Linked DNA regions of Homo sapiens: region 2 is linked to region 1. The links are chromatin loops, found by intact Hi-C in ENCODE. Cell type or tissue: ascending aorta. All regions are shown on one strand. Each heading gives the region's core, and the rest is flanking DNA. Links, peaks and the distances in the headings are about the cores only.

The links. Hi-C counts contacts between places; a loop is a spot of excess contacts. Peaks named below come from ENCODE experiments on the same cell type or tissue, not always from the same donor. Only the 100,000 strongest peaks of a DNase experiment are listed, where the experiment ranks them.
Region 2: a loop joins it to region 1, with 2.1 times the contacts of the local background. A loop is called at or near these places in 7 of 110 quality-filtered maps.

Annotation. Positions count from the first base shown.
Region 1 is chr19:12,491,543-12,499,106 of GRCh38, reverse strand. No RefSeq gene overlaps it. Among named protein-coding and RNA genes, the nearest start is that of ZNF709, 11 kb to the right of the region's middle. RefSeq lists enhancers at 3,484-3,563, 2,825-3,704, 3,705-4,585 and a silencer at 3,754-3,803. In ascending aorta, for the core only: a CTCF peak has its summit at 3,661; a DNase peak (open chromatin) is centred at 3,676; H3K4me3 peaks cover 1,389 bases; H3K27ac peaks cover 2,736 bases.
Region 2 is chr19:12,291,841-12,298,120 of GRCh38, reverse strand. It overlaps ZNF44 (zinc finger protein 44), which reads left to right and starts at 3,238. Exons shown (of 4, transcript NM_016264.4): 1 at 3,238-3,429. The coding sequence starts at 3,427. RefSeq lists an enhancer at 2,854-2,903 and a silencer at 3,454-3,683. In ascending aorta, for the core only: no CTCF peak of the experiment used is centred there; DNase peaks (open chromatin) are centred at 3,190 and 4,120; H3K4me3 peaks cover 2,611 bases; H3K27ac peaks cover 2,270 bases.

The DNA.
Region 1 (7,564 bases), core at 1,571-6,570:
TTACGAAGGGCGGGGTGGCTGGAGCAAGAATCCTGGAATGAACCAGGATATGCTTGACAGTGAGTCTTATGTTAGATTTTCCTGTCTCATAGATTTTTTTTTTTAACCTTCACATGTATTATCTCTCTAAAATGAATGGAGGCCTGGTGCAGTGGCTCACACTTGTAATCCCAGCACTTTGGGAGGCCGAGCTAGGAGGATCACTTGAACTCAAGAGTTCAAGACCAGCCCGGGCAACCCTGCCGGTTGGTGAAACCCTGCCTCTACAAAAAATACAAAAATTAGCCAGGCATGGTGGTATGTGCCTGTAGTTCCAGCTACTCAGGAGGCTGAGTTGGGAGGATCACTTGAGCAGGGGAGGCTGAGGCTGCAGTGAGCTATGATCGATCGTGCCACTGTACTCCATCCTGGGTGACAGAGCAAGACCCTGTCTAAAAATATACATTAAAAAGGCCGGGCACGGTGGCTCACGCCTGTAATCCCAGCACTTTGGGAGGCCGAGGCAGGCAGATCACCTGAGGTCAGGAGTTCGAGACCAGCCTGACCAACATGGAGAAACCCCATCTCTACTAAAAATACAAAAAGATTAGCTGGGCATGGTGGCACATGCCTGTAATCCCAGCTACTCGGGAGGCTGAGGCAGGAGAATCACTTGAACCTGGGAGGTGGAGGTTGCTGTGAGCCAAGATTGTGCCATTGCACTCCAGCCTGGGCAACAAGAGTAAAACTCCGTCTCAAAAAAAATAAAAAATAAAAAAATAAAATGAACGAAGATATTTATCTGCACTATATTTTACTATTAAAGTCTTTAAATAATGTAGTTTTTTTTAAATTTTAAGTTGTCTTCATTAAGATTTAATCCTTTATACACTTTTAAAAGTGTAAACTATACGAAATGTAAAATTTCAAATCTTAAGAGAATCTGCATCATAGCATGTCTGTCCACTGTATCTCACACTGAGGGGTATTTTCAGGAAAGAGTAGCATATTATAGATTGGGCGCGGTGGCTCACGCCTGTAATCCCAGCACTTTGGGAGGCCGAGGCGGGCGGATCGCGAGGTCAGGAGATCGAGACCATCCTGGCTAACATGGTGAAACCCCAGCTCTACTAAAAATACAAAAAAATTAGCCAGGCGTGGTGATGGGCACCTGTAGTCCCAGCTACTCGGGAGGCTGAGGCAGGAGAATGGCGTGAACCCGGGAGGTGGAGCTTGCAGTGAGCCGAGATGGCGCCACTGCACTCCAGCCTGGGCAACAGAGCAAGACTCAGTCTCAAAAAAAGAGTAGCATATTATAATACATTAGGGTTTGGATATAACCATTAAATGTAGTAGAATTTTTCAAAGATTACACAAGCTTTGAGGAGTAGTTTTCCTCGTATCAATTAAAACAGGAATCCATTTGCCCTGGGAATAGTAGAGCCTTTGAAGTTTGAAAGTTTTCTAGGGATATGCACACACACAAACTAATGTAAAAATAAAAATGCACCTGAGAAGTTAAACATATCCATCTCACACCATGAGCTTCTTTTGCCTGAAAGGAATAAAAATTCTATTTGGTTCCAGGATTTGCTTCTCTTACATCATATTTCTCAATCAACTTAAATTTTCAAAGACCAACAAACTAAAAATCCTACAGACTCATACAGGGAATAAAATTACAAAATGTTAAAGGAAACTGGAGTTAAAGTGCTGCAATATTCAATAGAAAAAGGAATCCAAAGGAAAGAAACACAAACATTGAATCAGCTCAGATAAGCAGCCTGCTTCTCCGCAATTCAGAAGAAAAACCAACATCCAGAAGGTTAAACACATACCAAAGCTTGGAGTCCACACTCTCTCCCTGTTAGGGTATAGTCCCTAGAGTGGAATAGTCCCTGGTGACAGCAGGGACACCTGAGCAGCCACAGGAATGAACTCCGGGAGCAGAGAATGCCCCTTCCCACTGGTTCTCGTAAGTGACGAAACTGTCAGCTGGATTCAGATGAAGGTTCTGACACAAATGAACTCCCAAAGTCATTAACACCATGTCCAGGAGACAGAACTTGTAACTTTCACAGACTTTTTCAATATGGAAAAATTACACCACGAGTGTACCCTAATGTGAAAGCAAAACTCAAACCTAATGTCTAAAAGTAGACCCAAGGAAACTACAATTACAACCTAGACAATTAAAACCCTCCCGGTTCTCCTAAAACCGCGTGCGGTTCCCAGCATTCCAGTGCTCTGTAGCTTCTCTCTGTATAAAGAGCTCTTTCCTTGGTGGGTGAGAGCAAGTAGGACACTTTTGGGGAAGGCTCCCCAGGAAGACCCATCTGGGCTTTCAATGACCTCCCTTTGCAGGCTCAAGAGTGGTCTTAGCTTGAAGTCACTAGTCTCTGGCTGCTGCTCCCCAGTCATGGGGCTTTCAACCGCTATTGATGTTTATTTTTTTGAGACAGGGTCTCCCTCTGTCACCCAGGCTGTAGCGCAGTGGCGAGATCATAGCTCACCGCAGCCTCGACCTCCAGGGCTTGGGCTTAAGTGAGCCTCCCACCTCAGCCCCCTGAGTAGCTGGGACTACAAGCACAGGCCATCATGCAGCTAATTTTTGTATTTTTAGTAGAGACGAGGGTTTCACCATGTTCGCCAGGCTGGTCTCGAACTCCTGACCTCAAATGATCCACCCACCTCGGCCTCCCAAAGTGCTGGGATTACAGGCGTGAGCCATCACGCCCAGTTGAAAGACGGGAACTTTCAAAGTTGCTTTTCTGGTAAAAGTTAAAGCAGAGGGGACTTTCTTTATCATGTTGGCTAAAACTGGCCTGTTGGGGATTTGACCAGCATCTCTTTCTCTCCTGATAATTTGTAAGGTCAGATAAACAACTTAGTTTCAGCTTGGTAGCGAGGAACGTCCCCGTGGGTAACTCATTTTGGTTTGGTCTGTTGGGTCTAGTGCAGGAGCTCAGTCTAAACCAATGGCTTCCTACAAATTGTATTTAACAGGGCAAATAATAATATTATGAATTGGAGAGGGAAAGCTTCATTTGGAATGAAAGAAGGAATTGGCAAATTTAGGGATTTCCTGTCAGTCCTAGGAAGAGCTAGGCTGGAAAACGGGGTCGTGGATTTGAGATCCTGTTTTCACACGTTTGTAAAATTAAGGGGCAAACCGGTCCCCCTGGGGAAAAAGAAGAGACTGGGGACCCCACGGACCACCGCTCCTCCCACGCACGAACGCCACACTCGAGCCGGGATTCCTTCTCTCCTATGACCCTCCCGTGATCCCCACACAATCTTGGAAGACGCGGGGCTACGGGCATGGAGCTGCCCACACAGGGCTCCGGGACCCGGGCCTCAGTAGCCGCGCGGGGACAGGACAGGACTCCCGGGATCCTGGCTGCCGGCCCAGCTTCACTCTGCGGCGGGAGGAGGCCGAGGGCCGAGCTACGCCAGGGGGACTCGGGTTCACAGACCCAGGAGTGGCCGCGGGCAGGCCCGGTTCCCGCGACAGCCGGTTCCGGCCAGCAGCTCTTCAGGTCTCGGGATTCCAGGCCCCGCACAGTCACCATTTCCGGGCTTCCGCGGTGTCCCCACCCCCTAACTACGACTCCCTCTGCCAGTGCGGGTCCCAGAGCGACAGAGGCTGCGGCAGAGCCACCTAGCGACGTTCGAGGCAGGAGAGACACAAACTGGAAATCGCGCCACCGTATCCACGCGCCTTTGTACAGGGCGGCCCCACCCACCGCTCCGGCGGCGTCTCCAATTGGACAGTTTGTGAGGTTCCACCCCCTGTTGCCTGAGTCACATCTCAGACGGAGGTCAGGTAGCTGAGCGATCCAGCTTCCACTTTTGTCCCTGAAACTGTCCTGCCAGAGACATTTGCATTATACCAGAACTTTATATGCTAGATATAAAGGCCCTCAGACCGGACACTGGCGTTTACCGAAGAAGCTTCTGAACGGGGACATAGGTGTGCGCGCAGGGAATGCCAGACAAGAGTTTCCAGATAAAGCGAACCCCTTGATGACTGACTCTTTGAGGAGTAAATCCACAGCAAAAGGGCCCTGGAGGCAAGGCCATACTGGATCAGGAGAGTCAGATATTCTCCAGAGGACAGTGGCTTGGCATCATGCTGCCAGGACACTCAGAACTGTGACCCCGTAGGTTCACAGAGACCAGGCAATGTTTACATTTTTAATTTTAAGTTTTGTTGTGGGTACATAGTAGGTGTATATATTTATGAGTTACATGAGATATTTTGATGTAAGCATGCAATGCCTAATAATCACATCATGGTAAATGGGGAATCCATCAACTCAAGCATTTATCCTTTGTGTTACAAACAAGCCGATTATACTCTTTTAGTTATTTAAAAATGTGCAACCAAATTATTTTTTACTATAATCACCCTGTTATGCTAGCAAATACTAGGTCTCATTCATTCTATTTTTTGTGGCCATTAACCATCTTCACTTCCCCTTCCCCCAACCCCCGCACTACCCTTTCCAGCCTCTGGTAACCATCCTTCTACTCTCTATCTCCATGAGGTCAATTGTTTTAATTTTTTGCTCCCAAAAATAAGTGAGAACATGTGAAGTTTGTCTTTCTGTGCCTGGCTTATTTCGCTTAACATAATGACCTCTAATTCCATCCAAATTGTTGCAAATGACAGGATCTCATTCTTTTTTATGGCTGAATAGTACTCCATTGTGTATTTGGAACATTTTTTTTTTAATCCATTCATCTGTTGAGGGACAGTTAGGTTGCTTCTAAATCTTGGGGATTGTGAATAATGCTGCAATAAACATAGGAGTGCAGATATCTCTCTTCAATACATGGATTTCCTTTCTTTGGGGTATTTACCTAAAAGTGGGGTTGCTGGATCAAATGGCAGCTCTATTTTTATTTTTTTTGTGTGTGTGGAACCTCCAAACTGTTCTCTATAGTGGTTGTACTAATTTACATTCCCACCAACAGTGTACAAAGGTTCCCTTTTCTCCACATCCTCTCCAGCATTTGTTACTGCCTGACTTTTGGATAAAAGCCATTTTAACAGGGGTGAGATGATATCTCATTGTATAATAGTTTTGATTTGCATTTCTCTGATGATCAGTGATGTTGGCCTTTTCATATAACGGTTTGCCATTTGCATGCCTTCTTTTGAGAAATGTCTTTTCAGATTTTTTGCCTATTTTTAATCCGATTATTAGATTTTTTTTTTTTTTTTTTTTTTTTTTTTTTTTTTTGAGACGGAGTCTCGCTCTGTCGCCCAGGCTGGAGTGCAGTGGTGTGATCTTGGCTCACTGCAAGCTCTGCCTCCTGGGTTCACGCCATTCTCCTGCCTCAGCCTCCTGAGTAGCTGGGACTACAGGCACCCGCCACCACGCCCAGCTAATTTTTTTTTTTTTTGTATTTTTAGAAGAGACGGGGTTTCACCGTGTTAGCCAGGATGGTCTCGATCCCCTGACCTCGTGATCCGCCTGTCTTGGCCTCCCAAAGTGCTTGGGATTACAGGCGTGAGCCACTGCGCCCGGCCTATTAGATTTTTTCTATAGATTTTTTTGGAGCTCCTTATATATTCTGGGGTTTTTTTTTATTTTGTTTTTGTTTCTGTTTTTTTGAGATGGAGTTTTGCTCTTGTTGCCCAGGCTGTAGTGCAATGGTGCGATCTCAGCTCACCGCAACCTCCGCCTCGCGGGTTCAAGCAATTCTCCTGCTTCAGCCTCCCCAGTAGCTGGAATTGCAGGCATGTGCCATCATGCCCCGCTAATTTTGTATTTTTAGTAGAGATGGGGTTTCTCCATGTTGGTCAGGCTGGTCTCAAACTCCTGACCACGTGATCCGCCCGCCTCGGCCTATCAAAGTGCTGGGATTACAGGCGTGAGCCACTGCGCCCGGTCTATATTCTGGTTATTAATTCCTTGTCAGATGGGTAGTCTGCAAATATTTTCTCCCATTCTGTAGCTTGTCTTTTCACTTTGTTGTACAGAAGCTCTTTACTTAATGTGACCCCTTTATCTATTTTTGCTTTGGTTGCCTGTGCTTGTAGGGTATTACTCAAGAAATCTTTGCCCACTCCAATGTTCTGGAGAATTTCCCTATATTTTCTTTTAGTAGTTTCATAGTTTAAGGTCTTAGATTTGAGTCTTTAACTGATTTTGATTTGATTTTTGTATATGGTGAGAGAGAGAGGTCTGTTTCATTATTTTGCATATGGTTATCCAGTTTTCCCAGTCTCTTTATCGAAGAGACTGTCCTTTTCCCAATGTATGTTCTTGGCACCTTTGTCAAAAATGAGTTCACCATAGATGTATGGATTTATCTCTGGCGTCTCTATTCAGTTCCACTGATCTTTGTGTCTGTTTTTATTCCACTACCATGCCATTATGGTTACTGTAGCTCTAAAGTTAGATAATATGATTTATAGTCATATTTAAATAATTTAAAGTCAGGTAATATGATTCCTCCAGTTTTGTACTTTTTGCTTAGGATAGCTTTGGCTATTCTGGGTCTTCTTTGGTTCCATATACATCTTAGGATGTTTTTTTCTATTTGTGTGAAGAGTGTCATTGGTATCTTGATTGGGATTGCATTAAATCTCTAGATTTCTTTGGTTAGTATGGACATTTTAACAATAGTGATTCTAGGCCGGGCGCGGTGACTCGCCTATAATCCCAGCACTTTGGGAGGCCGAAGCGGGCGGATCACGAGGTCAGGAGATCGAGACCATCCTGGCTAACACGGTGAAACCCCGTCTCTACTAAAAATACAAAAAATTAGCCGGGCGAGGTGGCGGGCGCCTGTGGTCCCAGCTACTTGGGAGGCTGAGGCAGGAGAATGGCGTGAACCCCGGGGGGCAGAGCCTGCAGTGAGCCGAGATCGCGCCACTGCACTCCAGCCTGGGCGACAGAGCAAGACTCCGTCTCAAAAAAAAAAAAAAAAAAAAAATAGTGATTCTTCCAATGCATGAACATGAGTATCTTTTCATTTTTTTGTCCTCTTCAATTTCTTGCATCAATGTCTTATAGTTTTCATTGTAGGTATTGTTCACTTCTTTGGGTAAGTTAATTCCTAGGTATTTAATTGTAGCTATTATAAATGGGATTACTTTATTGACTTCTTTTTTAGATTGTTTGCTGTTGGCATATAGAAATGCTACTGATTTTTGTATGTTGATTTTGTATCCTGGAACTTTACTGAATTGGGTTATCATTTCTAATAGTTTTTCGGTGGAGTCTTTTTTTTTTTTTTTTTTTTTGAGACAGAGTCTCACTCTGTCGCCCAGGCTGAAGTGCAGTGGTACGATCTCAGCTCACTGCAACCTCACCTCCTGGGTTCAAGCGATTCTTCTGCCTCAGCCTCCTGAGTAGCTGGGAGTACAGGTGCATGCCACCATGACCAGCTAATTTTTGTATTTTTGGTAGAGACAGGGTTTCACCATATTGGCCAGGCTGGTCTCAAACTCCTGACCTCGTGATCCACCTGCCTCGGCCTCCCAAAGTGCTGGTTGGTGGAGTCTTTAGTTTTTTCCAGATATAGGATTATAATATTTGCAAATTCAACAACACATTAAAAATGTAAT
Region 2 (6,280 bases), core at 1,281-6,280, 200 kb after region 1:
AGACGGAGTTTCACCATACTGGCCAGGCTGATCTCCAACTCCTGAACTTGTGATCCGCCTGCCTCGGCCTCCCAAAGTGCTAGGTGATAGGATATCTCTCTTTCTCTCTCTCTCTCTCTCTCTCTCTCTCTGTGTGTGTGTGTGTGTGTGTGTGTGTCTTTGTGTGATTTTTGAAGGCAAGAGTATCATTTATTTGTTAGCTATAATCAGATATCATTTCTTTTCCTTATTTTCCAAACATGCCCATTTTTCCTGTCTGGAAACACTACCATTTTTACAAATTGAATAAAGATTTTATTTCATCGAATGACACCTGATGTTTGACTCCTTTCTTTTTTAGCCATTAGTTCCAGCTTCCAGTTCATGGTGGTTTTAGGTTTTCTACTTTTGCTTCATAGAAATATGGGGAAACCCTCATGTTTTCAAATTCATTCCCTAATGTTTCGGCTTCCGATTGGAGCTTTTAAGTCATTAACATTTAAAGTCTTGAAGGAAAGAGTGTTTCTACACTGTGCAGAGGAGGGCAAGTTGAGCTCCCAGAGTTAAATCCTTCAATGTCTCTCCCTCATCATCAGGTGCTGATCCACTCTGGGGCTCCATTTCAGGAGTCAAGAGTCTGGCTCTCAAGCTCGGGAATCTGTTTAACTTCCTGAAAGGGGGTTTCCTGCTTACTTCCCTGAACGAGATATTTTTTCTTTTCTTCTCTTCTGATTCCTTTAATAGAATACATGCTGTCAGGCCAGGTGTGGTGGCTCATGCCTGGAATCCCAGCACTTTGGAAGGCAGAGGCAAGCAAATAAACCTGAGGTAAGGAGTTCAACACCAGCCAGGCCAACATGGTGAAACACTATCTCTACTAAAAAAACAAAAATTAGCTGGGCATGGTGGTGTGCACCTGTAGTCTCAGCTACTCGGGAGGCTGAGGCAGGAGAATCGCTTGAACCTGGGAGTCGGAGGTTGCAGTGGGCCGAGATCGCGCCACTACACTCAAGCCTGGGCAACAGAGTGAGACTCTATCTCAAAAACAACAACAACAAAAACAAAAACAACAAAATAAAACAAAAAAAAAACAACCATGCTGCCCTATAATTCCAGTTTTTTCACACATTTAACAATTTCATTTCATTGTTGATGTGTTTTTATTTTCTGGGATGAAAATGAATAGATCGCAAAAAAATTATATCAGTGAGAAAATTATGGCAGTGGAAGAGATCTGAGCCAACACCCGTTCTGCCCCGCCCCGCCCCCCGCCCCTGCCAACCCTCTGTCTTCTCTTTCCCTTAATCCTGGGCTCTTAGGCACAGCTAACTTTGGAAGATAGCTTAAATGATAATAAGCCTTCCCCAAAACTCAACTGCCTTTGTAAAACGAATGAATGGCCATCAGGCTGAGGGATGAAAGGAATCGGAATGCTGCTAAAGTGTAGACATAGATTGCCAGCTATTTCTGCAGATAACACCACTATTGTAGATTAGCATTTGTAGACGTATTTTCAGTTTTTGTTTGTTTGTTTGTTTTTTTTTTGCATGTCTGACACCACCTGCACCTGCCAACTCTGCTCCTGTGGCCCCAACCAGAAGTGATTCAGCATAACAGGATAGGTTTTTTTTTTTTTTGTCTTTTTTTTGTTTTTTTTTGAGACGGAGTTTCGCTCTTGTTGCCCAGGCTGGAGTGCAAAGGCACGATCTCGGCTTGGCGCGATCTCAGCTCACCGCAACCTCCACCTCCCGGGTTCAAGTGATTCTCCCGCCTTAGCCTCCCAGGTAGCTGGGATTACAGACATGTGCCACCACGCCCAGCTAATTTTGTATTTTTAGTAGAGACGAGCTTTCTCCATGTTGGTCAGGCTGGTCTCAAACTCCCGACCTCAGGTGATCCGCCCGCCTGGGCCTCCCAAAGTTCTGGGATTACAGGTGTGAGCCACCGGGCCCGGCCTCTTTTTTTCTTTTTTAAATATGTAGCAGTACAAGCCGCAGACAAGAACCCCTCAGACACCGAGTTGTGGAAGGAAAGGGCTTTATTCAGCTGGGCTGGGAGCATCGGCGGACTCACGTCTCCAAAAACCGAGCTCCCCGAGTGAGCAATTCTTGTCCCTTTTAAGGGCTTACAACTAGGAGTCCGCGTGAGAGGGTCGTGATTGATGGAGCAAACAGTGGGTACGTGACTGGGGGCTGCATGCACCGGTAACCAGAACTGAACAGAACAGGACAGGGATTTTCACAGTGCTTTTCCATACAATGTCTGGAATCATAGATAACACAGTTAGGTCAGAGGTTGATTTTTAACTACCCAGCCCAGGGCACAAGCCGGGTTATCTGCCTGTGGATTTCATTTCTGCCTTTTAGTTTTTACTTCTTCTTTGGAGGCAGAAATTGGGCATAAGACAATATGAGGGGTGGTCTCCTCCCTTATAGTATAGAGACGGAGTTTCACTCTATGTCCAGGCTGGTCTTGAACTACTGGCCTCAAGCGATCCTCCCACCTAGGCCTCCCAAAGTATTGGGATTACAGCGGTGAGCCACCACGCACTGCCAAGAGGACAGATTCCATCCCCAGTGATTTCATCCCCACCCCAACCAGTCAGTAGCAAGCCTAGCTACCTCCACCCTTTCTCCCAAACTGCCCTTGAAAAACCCCTACCAGAGGACCTTGGATGAGAATAATTTGAGTAGTAACTCCGTCTCTCACGTATCGTAGCTGGCCTAGTGTTTATTAAACTTTTTTTTTAACTGCAATACCGTGGTCTTTATTTGCGTAGCGCGCAGAAAGAACCCATCCAGCGCTTATAGTGGAAGAAAGGCTTGACCTTGCAGGCGACAGCCTCATCCCAAATTCCTGGTCCCTGGAGGACATCAGCACCACCCCCCCACCCACCCACCCCCTGTCCCCCGCTGCTACAGTGTGGCCTGTGTGGCCTCGGCTGCCCTCCTGCTCTGAGGCCAAGGGATGGCTCCACTGGACAGTGAGTCTGGGATTCCTTGCACACAATTGTTCAGGAGGAAGAAGCAAAAAGGGCCCACTGCGTACAGGTAGGAAATTCCGCTTTAAGGCAAACGTTTCCCGGGACGGGTCGGGTCACAACGCAGGGAGGAAGCCCGCCCTGCCAGGGGCCGGGTCTGGAACCTGTTCATCCGGCTGCACTCAGCACTGTGAGATCGCTTCTTCTGTCACTCAGTGCCCAGGAGGCGGGACCTGGAGGGCTACCCAATCAAAGTCGTGGGCGGGTTCCTGAGAATTGTCAATCAGGCGCGAGGCAGAGAGGAGGGTGTGACGTTCCAGGAGCTAGTGGCCTCTTCACCCTGGTGACCTCTGTTCCGTATTCTGTCACTGAGAGACGCCCTGGGACATCTGTGGTGGCTTTTGTCGCGCTGGGACCTACCCTGACTACGGGAGTTGGGAGGACCCGGGACACCGCACAGCCGGGAAATGGTGAGTGTGCGGGGCCCGGCGTCCTGAGGCAGGGCGAAGGGCTGGTCGGAACCAGTCGGAACCGGCTGTGGCGGGACCCGGGCCTCGCCGCAGCGTCTTTGGGGTCTGGGACCTGAGCGCCCCCTGCGCACCTCGGTCCTCGGTCCGTTTGGCCGCAGGGTGGGGCTGGGCCGGCAGCCGGGACCCCGGGCGTCCTGTCCCGTCCCTGAGCTGCGACTGCGGCCCCGGCCCCGGCGCCCCTCTCTGGGCAGCTCCGCGCCCTCAGCCCCGCTTCTCCCCAGATTGTGCGGCGGAACCAGTACAGGTTCGCAGCCCAAGTCACTGCACCCGGACGCCGAGGGCTGCAGCAGAAACGGTTTAATAGGAGAGGACACCCTAGATCCGCCTCCGTGAGAGGTTTGAGGATGGGGTGTTTAGGGGTCTGGACGGGGGTGGTTGGGATGTGGGGTCGCTGGTTGGTGGAGAAGTGAGGGGTGAATCTTGGGACTGGAGGTGAAGAAACCGCATTCTGCTGCTGAGTGGGCTTCCTTGTGGGGTCTTCAGCCTGCTTGGCGCCAGCCTTTCCGCTGGAATTCAAGATCTGAGAAAGAACTTAGACGACTCTTGAGCAACTCTCAGAGATCTTATCCCCAGGCCAATGGGGAAGCCGGCGGTCAGCGTCTGCTGTGACCTGACTCTCAGGGAGGCGGCTTCCTGTGAAGCAGCGGGGCTGAGGGCACCTGGTTAATATCTAACTGCAATCTCGCCTCCAGCCTGGCTCGCAGTTCCTGTGAGCCCGGTGAGGAGGCTGCACGGTGACGGTGGGAGGGTCACTAGGCACAAACCAGACTCGTGTGTGGGGTTTGTGTGTGGGAGGAGCTGTGGTCTCTGTGCTCTTCAGTCCTTTCTTTCCAAGGGCGACCATTTCTCCTCCGAGGCTTTCAAAGATATTGGCATCAGGGTCTTTGAGACCTGTCCCTTCATCCTAACTCCTCTTGGGGCTAACAGTAAATCTTTTGGTTTCCAGAGCCTTCCATATGCTAACTTCACTCCTCAATTCCCAGTAACGTTATGAACCCTTTGTCAGCAAGACGATATTTCAAATAGACACAGAATTTTGTCGTTTGTTTTCAGATAGCAATGTATGGCTCTTTTTAAACAGATTTATTTTGTTTTCCTTAACATTTCACATGTGAGGAAGAAGAGAATAACCACCTGACACTGCTGTAAAAAAAACCAAACCTTTGTGCCTCTTTTATCTCCCCTAGGCACAGATGCCTTCTCAGTATGTCCTTTACAGGGTGATGTGACCTCAGCCCACCCTGTATCTTTTCCAGGCCCTGTGTTATGGAACTTTCTGGGGCTACCCTAAGATGCTGGAAGCTGCCAATCTCATGGAGGGCCTAGTGGATATCGGCCCTTGGGTCACTCTTCCCAGAGGACAGCCTGAGGTGTTGGAGTGGGGCCTCCCAAAGGATCAGGTGGATGCACTGGGGTGGGAGGAATCTTCTGGTATATCATTCCTGTAAAAAGCTAACCCCTGGGCTGGGCGCGGTGGCTCACGCCTGTAATCCCAGCACTTTGGGAAGCCGAGGCGGGCGGATCACCTGAGGTCAGGGGTTCAAGACCACCCTGGCCAACATGGTGAAACCCCATCTCTACTGAAAATACAAAAATTAGCCGGGCATGGTGGCAGGTGCCTGTAATCCCAGCTACATGGGAGGCTGAGGCAGGAGAATCACTTGAACCTGGGAGGTGGAGGTTGCAGTGAGCCGAAATCACAATCATGCCATTGCACTCCAGCCTGGGCGACAAGAGGGAAACTCTGTCTCAAAAAAAAAAAAAAAAAAAAAAAAACCTAACCTCTGGGACATTGACATTTTTTTCCCCAAGCCTAGTTTCCATTCCTTGGTGACGCATGGCTTATCAGAAAATTGGATGGTGTTATTCAGGGGACAAGACAAATGATTTCTGCCTTCTGGACTCTCTCCGACTGTGAAGCTAGAAAACTGTTTCTAAAAACTGAAAAACCCACCCAATGAGGTTTTGCATGAGCCTGAAAAAGACATAAGGCAGTGTCTCCTAGGAATGTGGTTGCTGAGCACTTCAATGAGCACCGTGGGGCTGGCGGATGTGCCAGGTGATAGAACGACCTGACCTGACGGTTGAGTGAGACTTGTCTGTGTTCCAGTCAGTTCTGCCCCACCCTGGGTTAGTTACCCTGAAAAGATTTGTTCAGTTATTTCCAATTTAATTTTTTATTAACTGTAAAGGGCATCCTATCATTAGAGATTATAGAGAAGATAAAGTGTTTCTAAAGAGGCCAGAAAGAGTTGGAATTCAGAAAACAAATTATATATATGTAGTTTTCTATTCCTTTTTTTTATTATTTTTATTTTTTATAAGACAGGGTCTCCCTCTGTTGCCCAGGCTGGAGTGTAGTGGCACCATCATGGCTCACTGCAGCTTAGGCAGCCTAGACTGCCTGGGCTCAGCCTCCGGAGTAGCTGGGAATGCCCACCATGCCCTACTAATTTTTGAGTATTTTGTAGTGATGGGGTTTCCTCATGTTGCCAGGCTGGTCTTGAAGTCCCGGGCTCAAGTGATCCTCCTGCCTTGGCCTCCCAAAGTGCTGGGATTACAGGCATGAGCCACTGGACCCAGGCCCTATTCCATTTTTTAAAAACTTTTTTTCTTTTCTTTTCTTTTTTTTTTTTTTCTGAGATGGAGTTTCACTATATTGCCCAGGCTGGAGTGCAATGGTACTATCTTGGTTCACTGCAACCTCTGCCTCCCAGGTTCAAGCAATTCTCCTTCCTCAGCCTCCCGAATAGCTGGGATTACAGGAACATGCCACCATGCCTGGCTAATT